Linked DNA regions of Homo sapiens: region 2 is linked to region 1. The links are chromatin contacts, found by Hi-C or POLR2A ChIA-PET in ENCODE. All regions are on one chromosome and are shown on one strand. Each heading gives the region's core, a stretch centred on a gene start or an enhancer-like site at or near the end of the contact. The rest is flanking DNA. Distances are from core to core; before and after follow the strand shown. Region 1 overlaps SLC7A14-AS1 (SLC7A14 antisense RNA 1). Region 2 holds the start of PRKCI (protein kinase C iota).

What was found. Hi-C counts contacts between places; a loop is a spot of excess contacts on that map. ChIA-PET counts read pairs that join two places held with the same protein, here RNA polymerase II (POLR2A). Pooled maps may share reads with other maps.
Region 2: a loop to region 1 is called in a map of tibial artery, with 4 times the contacts of the local background. The contact joins the promoter of PRKCI here to the enhancer-like site in region 1. A Hi-C loop is called at or near these places in 1 of 168 maps with a recorded cell type or tissue (tibial artery) and 2 of 50 pooled maps. POLR2A ChIA-PET finds 5 or more read pairs at or near these places in 2 of 52 experiments (OCI-LY7 and activated CD4-positive, alpha-beta T cell).

What each region holds. Positions count from the first base shown.
Region 1 is chr3:170,739,022-170,746,338 of GRCh38, forward strand. All of the region lies in intron 5 of SLC7A14-AS1 (SLC7A14 antisense RNA 1), which reads left to right. Among named protein-coding and RNA genes, the nearest start is that of RPL22L1, 130 kb to the right of the region's middle. Within about 2 kb of position 2,875, at least 15 of the 41 ENCODE cell types and tissues checked have a DNase peak (open chromatin) inside an H3K27ac peak, as active enhancers do; they include tibial artery, where a contact is called at or near this core.
Region 2 is chr3:170,217,807-170,225,123 of GRCh38, forward strand. PRKCI (protein kinase C iota) reads left to right here and starts at 4,618. Exons shown (of 18, transcript NM_002740.6): 1 at 4,618-4,964. The coding sequence starts at 4,864. RefSeq lists enhancers at 4,149-4,208, 4,279-4,338, 4,349-4,508 and a silencer at 4,689-4,978.

The sequences.
Region 1 (7,317 bases), core at 1,625-4,124:
CCCCACTGCTTTTCCATGGGTCATTTAGACAGATCGCTTTGTTTCTCTGTTCCTCCCATCGTTGCCTTGGAATGAGGGAGCTGAACCAGGTGACAGTGGTGTCCTTCCTGGTTATGACATGCTATGGCTCATAATTCTGTGAAAGGCAATACATCATGGAATGGGTCAGATTTGAAAGTCTAGTCTGGGCTTTTCTCTGTATAATTTTATATTTCTTCTCTCTGGTCATTTTGTTAGCTCTCACTAACACCTGTGGTGATCAGACAACCACAGGTATCCAAAGAAAAAAGATTTCAGCTTGAGATAAAAGACTAGTGAATATAAACGAACATCAAGTATCTTCCTCTCCCTCAGTTTACTTTCTTATTCAAACACACAAATACACATGTATGTGTGTGCACGCACACACACACACATAAACACACGCATTTACATATACTTACACATGTTGAGCTTATGACAGAGCTTTTTTTAATTTCAAAGCAGTATGGTATAATTTCCCAGATATAATCATTTAATGCACTTAAATTTGTTTCTCTAAAACCCAGAAGCAACTAAATTGCCAAGAATTCATGCCTGAGGCATTTCTATCTACATGTCTCAGTATAAAATGTTCGAAGGAAGTAGCTCATATTTATAAATGAGTTGGTTTGCCTCCCCAAGTCTCCTCATGGTAAGTACCATCAAAAACCTCACAAATCATCCATACCACCCACTATCGTCTTTGTGACACAAAGGAAGCCCTGCTCCATTCAAACATTCTCTACATCCTCCATAAGCCCCATGGGTTTCCAATCTTTATTTTTTTCATAAAGTAAATGACTTCCCAGGTAATAGAGGCAGATAGATAGATACATACACATTTTATTGTTTGTGCTGACAGGTTATAAGGAGTAGAGAGAAGAGTGGAGATGGAAAGGCGGTGTGGAGAACATCAGCCTTGTTGGATTACACATATGAAAATGAGGGAGAGAGAAATGGGGAACAGGGAAAATAAAGGAATTCAGTTGACATGGATTTGGCACTCACCCAGCACTGTATGTGCCATTGCTACTAGAGTGTCTTCCTGGATGTCCCATAGGCACCTGATGATCAATAAGTCCCAAATTGGCTTCAGTCCCCACTTGCTGTGCAGACATGCCCTGCCTGTCCCTGTGCACAGAACAGCCATCTATCCAGGGATGTTCATATATATCATCTCATTCAATCCTCACATCCACCCATAAAATAGAAATTATCACCCCTAGTCAATACATGAAGAAACTGAAGCTCAGAGAGGCTAAGTGCAACAGCTCGGGCTGCCATAATAAAATACCATGGGTGGGGCGATTTAAACAACAGACATTTATTTTCTTACAGTTCTAGAGGCTAGAAGTCCAAGATCAAGGTGTTGGCAGAGCTAGCTCCTCCTGAGGGCTGTGAGAGACTCACTCCTTGGCTTGTTGATGGCTGTCTTTTCCCTGTGTCTCCTTGTATCATCTTTCCTCTGCACGGCTCTGTGTTCACTTTTCTCTTTTTATAAGGACACCAGTCATGTTGGATTACAGCCCACCTTAATGACCTCATTTTAGCTTGACTACCTTTGAAAAGAACCTATCTCTAAATAAAGCCACATTCTGAAAACTGGGGTTTAGGATTTCAATATATGGATTTGGGAGCAGAGGAAACATTTCAGTCCATAACACTACCTAACCCCCAAAGACTTCTATAGGAGGAAACATTTGAAGAAAGGAGTTGGCTAGGTGAAAATAGAGGCAGTAGGCAGGAATGAGAGAAGAGTTCCAGGGACAGGGATCACTATATACAAAGGAAAGAAGGGGAAGGAGCAGGACACAGCCTGATGCCGCTCATGGTAGGAGCGTTCACATTCACATGCCACTCACAGCCCAGCCCAGCAGGGTCTGATTGCCAGGCCATACCCCAGTGTCCTGGGACTTGCCAAACAAACCCACTGTTTCTTGTGGACCGAAAGTTGTTTCTGGTACATCAAAATGGAGGGGAGAGCTGAGTTTGGCTGGGGCAGAAGAAGTGATCCTAGGGGCCTTTGAGCTCTAAGAATAAGCAGAGCCAGGAAAGTGGGGAGACTCAGTTATGAGCAGACACAGTGAAGAGCAGTACTTAGAGGAAAACCTGAACAGAATTTAAAACTAAAGCCTCAAACGCTGCGAGCTCCCCCGCCCACAACAGCCCTTGTCAGAGAGCCCAGAAGGGCATGAAAGGAGGAGGAGAGAGAGGGAGGAGGGAAGAAACTGTATTTCCCTTACCTCACAGTCTTCCCTTCTCTGGGGACCCACAGAAAGATGCACTGACTATAAAATAGGGGCTTTTAAAACTATTAGGCAACATGGAATAAAGTGTCAGAGGCAGCCAAACCAAAACCACTTGAATAAGAGCATCACTAACTGCGAGGCTGGGGCGTGGCTTCATTTTATTCCAAGCCTTTGGCACACAACACAGAATCTGGCACGTGGTAGGAATCTGACAAATACTTGGATGTTTGTTTGTTTTCTTACCTAAGAGGACATCCCAAGGATACCAAGCGTTTCTAGGTGAATCCTGTGACTCCATCCCTAGCCTGAGAGACCTGCCTCCAGGAAGGAAGAGATTATTGCAGTTCCCTCTATTTTAAAATCTTTTCAATGCCGATTTTGTTTTTGATATATTATTATTGCCTGAGGCTTTAGTCAGGAGACTGAGATCACACAAAGCACAGATCTTAGAATTTAATAGCTTTTCTCAAGAATGAAATCAGATTCTTTCTGAAAAATATCTAAAAGACATGCCTTATTACATAAGGAGAGCATGCTTCATGTGAAGATGTGGATATTTTTAGAGCATGTGTTTTGAATTTTATATTTGTGGTCCTATTTACCTGGATGAGTCACATTTAAAACGTTCCCAAATTTCTTGCCTTTAAACCCTAAGCTTCTTGTGGCTTTGAGGAACATTTGCTCAGATTACTCACAACACAAATCTTCCTGTCATTAAACTACTACACTTTGTACTGAGTGGCATATAATACATAGAAATTGTCAGACAAGCTGGATTATTCGTCCCCAAAGGAGCAGTTCTTAGTAAATGAATTACACCAAGAAATTGCTGGGGCCTACAACATTCCTTTTTTGGTTTGTTTTTGGGTTTTTGTTTTTGTTTGTATCCTCTCTAAAAGGTGGCTTCAGGCTATGTTAGCAGGAGAGTGGAGAGAAACCAAGTGAGGCCTAGAGGTCTTTGGGTACAGGAATGCAGTTTCAAAATCCTAGTGAAAGCTGCTAAGAATTCAGAGAAAGTGGCAGAGAGGAAAGACACATTTAACATTTGCTACCTAAGGTACAGCTGGAAATAATATGGAACAGATGGATCAGAACTGAAAACATGGATTGAGGAAGAGGCATGCTGGATAATTTTTGAATGGATGCTAGACATTGGCAGCTTTACTTTGTTGAGTGCTGAATATTTGTATATTCCTATAAACATGCATGAGATTTGTCCTAACAATTAAGTTATCTAGACACACTTTGATCTTTCTGGGTCTTGATTTTAAGGTTTTTCTTTAGGTGAGACCAGAGCATCATTTATTCTAGACCTAATTTTGCTCCTCTTTTGAGGCAAAGACCTTTTCAATACACCATCTGATGCCCAGTGAATTAAGAGGTTTTGTACTGTGGCTGGTAGATCAGAAATTATTCCTGGTTCTGTGTGAGCCTCAGCTATGTTCCCTCTAATCCTGTTGGTTGGTTTGTATACCGACCTCAGATAGTTTCTTATCTTACATGTGCCAATCAGTATGGAGCTAAAGACCCAAAGGGAACCTTCCACAGACCTCTGGAGTTCCCTTAGCATGCAGATTTTTCCTCTCTGCAACTCTGCCCCAAGAACTCCAGCTGACTCCACCTTCCCAGACTCCCTGCTTCATCTCCTCCACTCAGAGAGAACACTGGGCCCTTCTGCTTTCCACTTCCCTGTGGCACAGCTTGGACATTCTCTCCAGGCGGTAACCTAGGGCAACTGTCCATAGGAATTACTGTCCTGCATTGCTGATGTCCATGGTCTTGGTTGTTTCATATATTTTCTCCAGATTTTTTTCAGGAGGAAAGTAAGTCCTGTCCCTATTACTCCATCTTTGGCTGAAGTGAAAGTCAACTATATGTTCAATTGCCTTTTTAAAAAAATTTGACACATTGTAATTGTACATAGTTATGGTGTGCAATTTAGGGTTTCAATACATATATATGTTGTATAACAATAAAATCAGAGTAGTTAGTATATCCATCACCTCATGCATTCATCATTTCTCTGTGGTGAGAATATTCAAAAGCTTCTCTCCTAGCTATTTTGTAACAGTCACCCTCCTGTGCAATAGAACAGCGGTACTTATTCCTCCTATCTAATTATAACTTTGTACCGTGGACCACTCTCTCTCCATTCTTCCCCACTCCCCTCTCTAGTCTCTGGTAACCACTGTTTACTCTCTGTTTCTTTCTTTTTTTTTTTTTCTTTAGAGGTAAGGTCTCACTCTGTTGCCCTGGCTGGAGTGCAGCAGCATAATCATAGCTCACTGCAGCCTCAAACTCCTGGGCTCAAGTGATCCTCCTGCCTCAACCTCCCGTCTACTCTCTGCTTCTATGATATCTATTTTTTTGAGACGGAGTCTCACTCTGTCACCCAGGCTAGAGTGCAGTGGCATGATCTTGGCTTACTGCAACCTCTTCCTCCCAGGTTCAAGTGAATCTTGTGCCTCAGCCTCCCGAGTAGCTGGGATTACAGGTGCACATCACCATGCCCAGTTAATTTTTGTATTTTTAGTAGATATGGGGGTTTCCTCATGTTGGCCAGGCTGGTCTTGAACTCTTGATCTCAAGTGATCCTCCCTCCTAGGCCTCCCAAAGTGTTGGGATTACAGGCGTGAGCCACCATGCCTAGCCTTTCAATTTTTTTTAGATTCTACATATGAGTGATATCATATAGTATTTGTCTTTTTGCATCTGGCTTATTTCACTTAATAAAATGTCTTCCAGATTCATCCAGGTTGTCACAAATGACAGGATTTCATTCTTTTTGTATGGTTGAATAATATTCTATTCTGTATGTATACCACATTTTCTTTATCCATTCATCCATTGTTGGGCGCTTACATTGATTCCATATTTTTGCTGTTGTCACTTGCTTTTATAAGCAAGTCCAGAACCATAGACAGAACCAGCTTAGGTCAGTCTGTCTCAATAGAATTTTTACATTTGTGTCAGTTTCCATTTTCCTTGATGTATTAGTCTGTTCTCACGTGGCTATAAAGAAATACCTGAGACTGGGTAATTTATAAAGAAAAGAGGTTTAATTGAGTCACAGTTCTACATGGCTGGGGAGGCTCAGGAAACTTACAATCATGGCAGAAGGCACCTCTTCACAGGGCCACAGGAGACAGAATGAGTGCTGAGTGAAGGGGCAAGCCCCTTATAAAACCATCAGATCTTGTGAGGACTCACTCACTATCATGAGAACAGCATGGGGGAATCACCCCCATGATTCAATTATCTCCACCTGGTGCCACCCTTGACACATGGGGATTATTACAGTTCAGGATGAGATTTGGGTGGGGACACAGAGCCAAACCATATCACTTGACATTGCCTCATCTTTCTGTTTAGTTAATAATAAGTAGTCTTCATGATCGCCGCTTATTATCTTTTCTGCTCATTGTAATATCCTTCCTGAAAAGACTAGTACTAGGCAATGGTGTTTAAGTAATAAAACAAAGATTAAAGTGTCTTTAGTTAGACAAACATGGCTTTCATTGCTACCTCTTCCACTCCCTATGTGACTTTTGACAAGTGTTTTAATCTCAAAGGGACTGTCTCTGTCAACAAAATGGACAAGGGTGTAAGATGTGTTGAGAAAAAGACTTTTAATTTATGCTATCCATGCATCTGTATTTTGTTACATGAAAGATGTAATTTTAATTTAAAATAACAAAGTATTTTAAATACTTTGTTAAATAAATGGTAGTGATAATATCTCATCAACAGGGCCATCATGAGTATTAATTGAAATAATATGCATGCTTAATGTGTTATAACTTGGCCCATCTTTCCACTGTTCCAAGTACAGAACAATCATACTCTAAATGGCCAGTTGAGTTTCACAGATAATAAAAATGTGTTTTCTGTAAAGGGTCCAATTTGCTTTCTTTTTCTTCTACACAACCCTGGGAGCACTCCTAAGAGACCATGTGGGTTCAATGTGAATGGCTTGGAATTCCTTAAGTGTGTATGGATGTTGCTGTACAGTTTTCCACTGAGTGACCTCTGATTGGACAAAACTCAAAAAGTGCTGGCAAAGGAAGATTTTAAGCCATCTTTAAAATGAATGGGGATTTGGGTTCATGGTGGTAACTAGTTGAAGAGAGATAAGAGAAGAAATATAGCCTGACTGGAAAGAAAAGAATATCAACTTGGTGATTAATATTTATTGCATGCCTGCAATTCTTCTTGAACTAGTCACTACCTCTCATTCTTTGAATTCCTGAGTCATACCTTACTCTGTTTTCTTCTACATGCCAACTCCTGCACTCTTTTTGTCTGGCCCTTAAAATGGCCTCAGAATCCCTCTCAATACTGCACTGAGGCAGCCAGAATGTTCAGGCTGAGTTGGCATAAAATCTGAAACCTATTTATCATCCTATGAACATTCATCCATTAGGCTTATCTGATCACCTAGCCTTTCAGTTCCTAGACCACTTCTTTTAATGACCTTGTTTCTACTTCAGCCATCCATTTACACCCTAGAAACTGTCACTAGTTGGAACAGTTATCTTAATATCCTCCCAGATTGCAATATTCAAAATTTCCAGTGTTCTCATGACTCTATTTCTTTTGCCTTTGTTCTTTGACTATCGAGGTTCATTTTATCCAGAAATTCCTCTTTTATCTTTTCTTTCAAATTCTGGGCCACATGGTGAGATCCTAAACCAATTTCTGCCAGTATCTTCTAATTTCTTGCCACCACTTCTTCACCCTGTCCCTTGCTATATTCATCTAGCAAAACATGGTATGGGATTAGTACTGCAGTTTTATTTTTCCTTCTCCAAGAAGCTGAGGAGAAAATCCTACAACTGAAACAAGTCCAATTGTCCCATTCAACTGATTTCACTTGACCCATAGAACTGATACTATGGTTTCTTTTGAATAAACATAAAAATTGACTCTTCCAGTCTTAAAACTTAAGGAAGATAAATTTGTCTTATCTGAGTTCTTTCCCAGGAAACCAAACATCAGTCCTCCCAGATAGCATCAAGGAACTGGAACGTACCAGTTCACTCCATCT
Region 2 (7,317 bases), core at 3,368-5,867, 520 kb before region 1:
CTCTTCTTCTATTTATCTTGGTACTGGAGGTTCTAGCCAATATGATCAGGTAACAAAAAGAAATAAAAGGCATCCAGATTGAAGAGGATAATATAAATCTAACTGTATTTTATTTTATTTTATTTTTTTTGAGACAGAGTCTCGCTCTGTTGCCCAGGCTGGAGTGCAGTGGTGCGATCTCGGCTCACTGCAAGCTCTGCCTCCTGGGTTCACGCCATTCTCCTGCCTCAGCCTCCTGAGTAGCTGGGACTACAGGTGCCCACCACCACACCTGGATAATTTTTTGTATTTTTTTTAGTAGAGACGGGGTTTCACTGCGTTGGCCAGGATGGTCTCCAACTCCTGACCTCGTGATCCGCCCGCCTCAGCCTCCCAAGGTGCTGGGATTACAGGCATGAGCCACCACACCTGGCCTCATTTTATTTGTTTTTTAATCTGTATTTTAAAATGACAGTCTTGGCTGGTCACAGTGGCTCACGCCTGTAATCCCAGCACTTTGGGAGGCCGAGGCGGGTGGATCACGAGGTCAGGAGATTGAGACCATCCTGGCTAACACAGTGAAACCCTGTCTCTACTAAAAATACAAAAAATTAGCTGGGCATGGTGGCGAGTGCCTGTAGTCCCAGCTACTCAGGAGGCTGAGGCAGGAGACTGGCATGAGCCCAGGAGGCGGAGCTTGCAGTCAGCCCAGATCGTGCCACTGCACTCCAGCCTGGGCAACAGAGCGAGACTCCATCTCAAAAAAAAAAAAAAAAAAAATGACAGTCTTATATGCAGGAAATCCTAAGGAATTCACCTAATAAACAAGTTCTGCAATACAATATCAACAATATGCAAAAATCAACTGCATTTCTCTATAGTAGAAGTGAATAATTCAAAAAGGAAACTAAGAAAACAATTTGTTTACAATAGCATTATAAAGAATAAAATATTTAAGAGTAAAAGAAGTGCAAAATGTATACTCTGAAAATGAGAAAGCAATTGAAGCTGCCTAAATAAATGAAAAGTTATCCCATGTTCATGGATTGGAAGGTTTAATACTGTTAACATGACAAAAACCACACAAACTGATTCACAGATTCAAGGCAATCGTTATCAAAATCTCAGCTGGCTTTCTTAAAGAAATTGACAAGTTGATCCTAAAATTCACATGAAAATGTAAGGGATCCAGAATAGCCAAGACACTCTTGAAAAAAAAAAAAGTTGTAAGACTCACACTTCCTTGTTTTAAAAGTTACTAAAAAACTACAGTAATGAAGACACTGTGATTATTGTCAAAGGATAGACAAATCAATCAATAGAATAGAATTTAAAATCCAGGAATAAACCCTTAAATTTTGGTCATTTGATTTTTGACAATTGTGCAAACAATTAAATGGGAGAAAAATAGTCTTTTCAACAAATGATGGTGGGATAACTGAATATCCACATGCAAAGAAATCAATTTGGACCACTTACATTAGACACAAAAATTAACCCAAAATGGATCATAAGCTAAAAAGTAAGAGTTTAAACTATAAAACTTCTAGAAGGAAATATAGGTGTAAATCTTCATGATCTTAGATTACACAAAGCCCTCTTAGACATGACACTAAAAACATATATAACATATAGTCTGGCACACAGTAAAACAAACAAAAACCATACGTGACAACAACAAAATAAATTAGACCTCGTGAAAATTAAAAATTTTTATGCTGCAAATAATACCATCAAAAATATGAAAAGATTAAAAAAATGAAAAGATAATGCACAGAGTGGGAGAAAATATTTGCAAATAATCTAATAAGAGATGTATTTCCAGAATATATAAAGAGCTCTGGCCAGGCATGGTGGCTCACACCTATAATCTTAGCACTTTGGGAAGTCAAGGTGGGAAGATCACTTGAGCCCAGGAGTTGAAGATCAGCCTTGACATTATAGGAAGACCTAGTCTCTACAAAAACGAGAAAAACAAATTAGCTGGGTGTGGTGGCATATGCCTATGGGCCTAGCTACTCAGTAGGCTGAAGTGGAAGGATCGCTTGAGCCCAGGAGTTGGAGAGCTGTGATCATGCCATGCACTCCAGTCTGTGCAACAGAGCAAGATCTTGTCTTGAAGAAAAAAAAAAGAAAAGAGAGAACTCTTACAACTCAATGAAAAAAGACAACCCAATTTAAAAATGATTAAAGGATCTGAATAGATAGTTCTCCAAGAAGATATATAAATGGCCAATAAAAACACGAAAACATACCCAACATCATTAGTCATTAGGGAGATGTACATCAAAACTGTAATGAGATACCACTTCACAACCACTAGGATGGTTATGATAAAGAAGATGGGAAAAAAACCAAGTATTGGCAAGGACATTAAAAAAAACTGAAACCTTCACTGGGTATGGTGGCTTACACCTGTAATCTCAGCACTTTGGGAGGCTGAGGCAGGCAGATGGCTTCAGTCCAGGAGATTGAGACCAGCCTGGACAACATGGCAAAACCCCGGCGCTACAAAAAACACAAAATTTAGCAGGGTGTGGTGGCACATGCCTGTAGTCCCAGCTACTAGCGATGTTCAGAATAGAAAAACTCATAGCAACAGAAAATATATTATTGGTTGCCAGAGGTTGAGGAGAGTGGGGAGTAACTGCTAATGGATATGCAGTTACTTTCAGGGTGCTGAAAATACTCTGGATTTAGGTAGAGGTGATGGTTGCAAAACTTTGTGAAGATACTTAAAACTATCAAATTTTACACTTTAAATGAGTAAGTTGTATGGCATGTGAATTATCTTTTTTTAAAAAAATGAGACGGGATCTCACTGTGCATTGTGTTGCCCAGGGACGGAGTCTCGCTGGAGTGCAGTGGTGCAGTCTCAGAGGCTCACAGCAACCTCTGCCTCCTGGGTTTAAGCGATTCTCGTGCCTCAGCCTCCGGAGTAGCTGGGATTACAGGTGCCCGTATATTTTATAATATATTCCATAATTAATCGCTCCGTATTAAACTTGCTGATGCAGGTCTCCAATTACTGAAAAACCTGATACCAAGTTTTTCAATGGGATTTTTTTGTTTGTTTAAGAGATGGGGTCTCACCATGTTGCTCAGGCTGGCCTTGAACTCCTGGGCTCAAGTGATCCTCCAGCCTCAGCCTCTCAAAGGCTGGGACTACAGGCATGTAGCACTTTGCCTGACTCAAGGGGAATTTTTAGTAAGAGTATATAATCCAAGTCTGTAGCAGTTGGAGGATGTCGTACCACGCTGAAGTGTCACACATAACTGATGACTCAGTCCCCCAAGCCTATTTTATCATCGTAAAGAAAGCTATTTCTTTGATTATTCCAACTCTTTCAGCACCAGGACTGCTGCAGGGGCTGGATTCATGCTACCTGTAGTTGCAGTGTAAATTATGTGTCAGAGCCAAGATCCTAGGAAAGTCAAAGACTAGGTTACAAGAGCGATTCTTTTTTTTTTTTTTTTTTTTTTTTTTTGAGACAGAGTCTTGCTCTGTCGCCCAGGCTGGAGTGCAGTGGCACAGTCTTGGCTCACTGCAACCTCCGCCTCCCTGGTTCACGCCATTCTCCTGCCTTAGCCTCCCGAGTAGCTGGGACTACAGGCGCCCGCCACCACGCCCGGCTAATTTTTTGTGTTTTTAGTAGAGACGGGGTTTCACCGTGTTAGCCAGGATGGTCTCGATCTCCTGACCTTGTGATCCGCCCGCCTCGGCCTCCCAAAGTGCTGGGATTACAGGCTTGAGCCACCGCGCCCGGCCAAGGACGATTCTTTCTAATCTTTGGTAAGCCAGTTTTTACAGAATGAAATGCTCTTGGATTGACTGACTTGATTGGGTAAGTATTCATTGGGCTCTTGTTCCATGCAAGGGCAGTCTACAAGGGCCTAGATATGGGGGCCCCCAAAGAAGAAAAATCGGTTTTTCATCATATTTTCTGGTTGAGTTTCTTCCTTTATTATATTTGTTACATATGTTATTAAATTATTTCCATAAAAGAGGTTATGCTGAGCAGGTAACCAAATTCTTGTTCCCCCAAAAGACATGTATAATTCAGACGATTTATGCAATTAGAAGAAGGGAGACTTCATCAGTTAATAAAGTCTAGAACGTGAGGAAGCCCAGTCATTTCCAGGACCTTCAGATGCCCAAGCTGGATCCAGGTTTTCCACCCCGACAGCTCCAGGGAGCACGCTGGAGAGACAGACTTCACCAGCGGGAAGGCGCGGCACCCTACGCGCAAGGAACCTCAAGTCCCAGAATCCTATGAGGACTCCAAATCCCAGAAACCTGCACGCAAATCTATCCCGGGTGCCAAGTCGGCCGACCGCAGACGTGACCAAGTTGCGAGGCTAGGGTGAGGTGTCGTAGAATTTGTCCCTACCATTGTCCCTGCAGGGAAGAGACTTTAGTGATCTAGAGCTGGTCATTGTCTCTTTCACAGCTCGCGTGAAAGCACCCCTCTCGGCGTGTTTGATGCCATGATCAGCGTCTCCCATTCCCTCTGTCCCCTTTCTCTGCCCCCGTAAGGATGGTTCAGCCCGGTATTGAGGCTCCTTGAGCTGGCTGGATGGTTGCGCCCGCCCTACCCCGGAATGTGGGCCTTTGGAGCGAGCGAAGTGGGAGGGACCGACGCAGGAGGTGTCTTGGGCCCGGGCGGCTGTAGAGGCGGCGGCGCCTACGGGCAGTGGGAGGAGCCGCGCGGTTCCGGCTGCTCCGGCGAGGCGACCCTTGGGTCGGCGCTGCGGGCGAGGTGGGCAGGTAGGTGGGCGGACGGCCGCGGTTCTCCGGCAAGCGCAGGCGGCGGAGTCCCCCACGGCGCCCGAAGCGCCCCCCCGCACCCCCGGCCTCCAGCGTTGAGGCGGGGGAGTGAGGAGATGCCGACCCAGAGGGACAGCAGCACCATGTCCCACACGGTCGCAGGCGGCGGCAGCGGGGACCATTCCCACCAGGTCCGGGTGAAAGCCTACTACCGCGGGTGAGTGTCCTGGGACAGGGCGGTGGGCGGGAGGGGACAGGCCGGCTCCACTCGGCCTGGAGGAGGGGAGGGTGAGGGGCTGGAGGTGTTGTGGGCGGATTGGGCTGGGCGGGCGGGCGGCTCCGGTGACTCAGGGTGAGTGACGAAGTGATAGGGGTGGGGGCGAAGCAAGGGGATGCAGTACTGGGGGCGCCCCCAGGTATGGCGGTGCGGGGAGCCGAGGGGCCAGAGTAGGGTCCGAGAAGGAAGCTAGGGTTAGAGTAGGTGCACCTGGTGTGGACGAGAGACTCGCCTCCTGAGAGCTTTGTAGGGGCCTTGCATCCTTAAGTCTGGGTGTATTTGGGGTTGCGAGTTGAGGATTCCAAGTGATGCCTTAGTTAACTCAGTTTGCTGTGGGGATAGAAAACGGGACTTCTTCAGTTAGCTGTCCGTTTTGATTACCAGCAGGCCTAACGCCTCTGGTTCTCTGAGATATACCTCCATCCCCGTTGTGTTCACGTAGTGTATCTGCACTGCCAGTATATTAGACATAGGGGTTGTATTTAAGAATCAAGTCGATGCGTTTTCAGGGACGTGCAGTGGGTACTTACGTGTCGTCAAGATTAAGTTGCATGTGTGTAAATCAAAATTTTGTGAGCCTTTCTTTCTCAGTGTTGTTTCAACGACTACCCGATAGGGTGAGATACTGCAAGGTGAGGAGACTAGCCTAGTTACAGTTTTAAATTCTCTGATCTTCACTCCCTTACTATGGTTACAAGAAAAAACCCAGTTCTAAGTTCATTGTGTTAAATCATTTTCTATCAGTGACGCAAAGTGCCCCCCTTCCTTTAAATTCAGTTGTGGTTTGAATTTTTTTTTGAGATAATTATGTTTAGGAGCATTAGAAACGTGAAATGTTAGTGTGACCATAAAGGTTGGAGACTGAGAAGTCACAGAAAACCCAGCTACTTTGGCTTGCCTTACTGCTTGTCCAGGTAGAAGTAAATTGCTTTAAAAAACTCAAGCAGTGCTAGGTTGAAATTTTAATGCATACTTTTACATTCCTGAGAGGATCAGTGAAGATAGCAAACTCTCAAACTACCTCTCTTGTTTTGATTTCAAAGAAAATCTGAGCCCCTAAATGTTGTATTGATTTGATGTAAGGACTTTTTTTTTTATTATTATACTTTAAGTTTTAGGGTACATGTGCACAATGTGCAGGTTAGTTACATGTGTATACATGTGCCATACTGGTGTGCTGCACCCATTAACTCGTCATTTACATTAGGTATATCTCCTAATGGTATCCCTCCCCCCTCCCCCCACCCCACAACAGTCCCCAGGGTGTGATGTTCCCCTTCCTGTGTCCATGTGTTCTCATTGTTCAATTCCCATCTGTGAGTGAGAACATGCGGTGTTTGGTTTTTTGTCCTTGATGTAAGGACTTTTAAATTTGCTGCCATGAAGCCTCTGGCCTCTGTTTATTATTAGCTTGACTGTATGCAGGAGTAGTTTATTGGAGTTATATTGGACAGTATGATAACTTTGTGTTTAAGCAGGTAAAACTGATTAAGGAGGTTTTTATTTTAAATCAGTACCAAGAAACGTGTGGATATTTTTTAAAGTTTGTAGTTGTCACAAGAGCTGTTTTGACTTGAGGATGGTCAGCCATGAACTTTGCAAGGTGAGAAAAAAGCTTCCTTTGCTTTTTTTTTTTTAAACCCTTACCTGTAATTTGATGAATGAGATGTTTCACTTTATTCTTTTATTTTATTTTTGTTTGTTTGTTTTTGAGACAGGGTCTTACTCTGTTACCCATGCTGGAGTGCAGTGGCACAATCTCGGCTCACTGCATTCTCCGCCTCCCGGGTTCAAGCAATTCGCCTGCCTCAGCCTTCTGAGTAGCTGGGATTACAGGCATGTGCCACCACACCCGGCTAATTTTTGTATTTTTAGTAGAGACGGGGTTTCACCATATTGGCCAGGCATGTCTTGAACTCCTGGCCTCAAATGATGCGCTCGTCTTGGCTTCCCAAATTGCTGGGATTACAGGCATGAGCCACTGCGCCTGGCCCTAAGGCTTTCAATAAATTCTTATTAATTGAGATCATCTTCTCCAATGAGTCTATGAAAGGTAAGAAATTAGTGCTTCTATTTTCCCATTTGTATTAGTTTGACACATGTAAATAGGCCCAGTTAGTAAATGAAAATCATTGTAAACTCCTTTGAGAAGAAATCAAAGTCTTGCTGTACTTCATGAATTTAGATAGCAAATTATCTTGGCTTATTGCTCCAGTTATTAAAAAGAAGAGAATAAGGACATACAGCTTCTTTAGTGTTTGACTGCAATTTTTCCAAGACATTCAAGGTAACA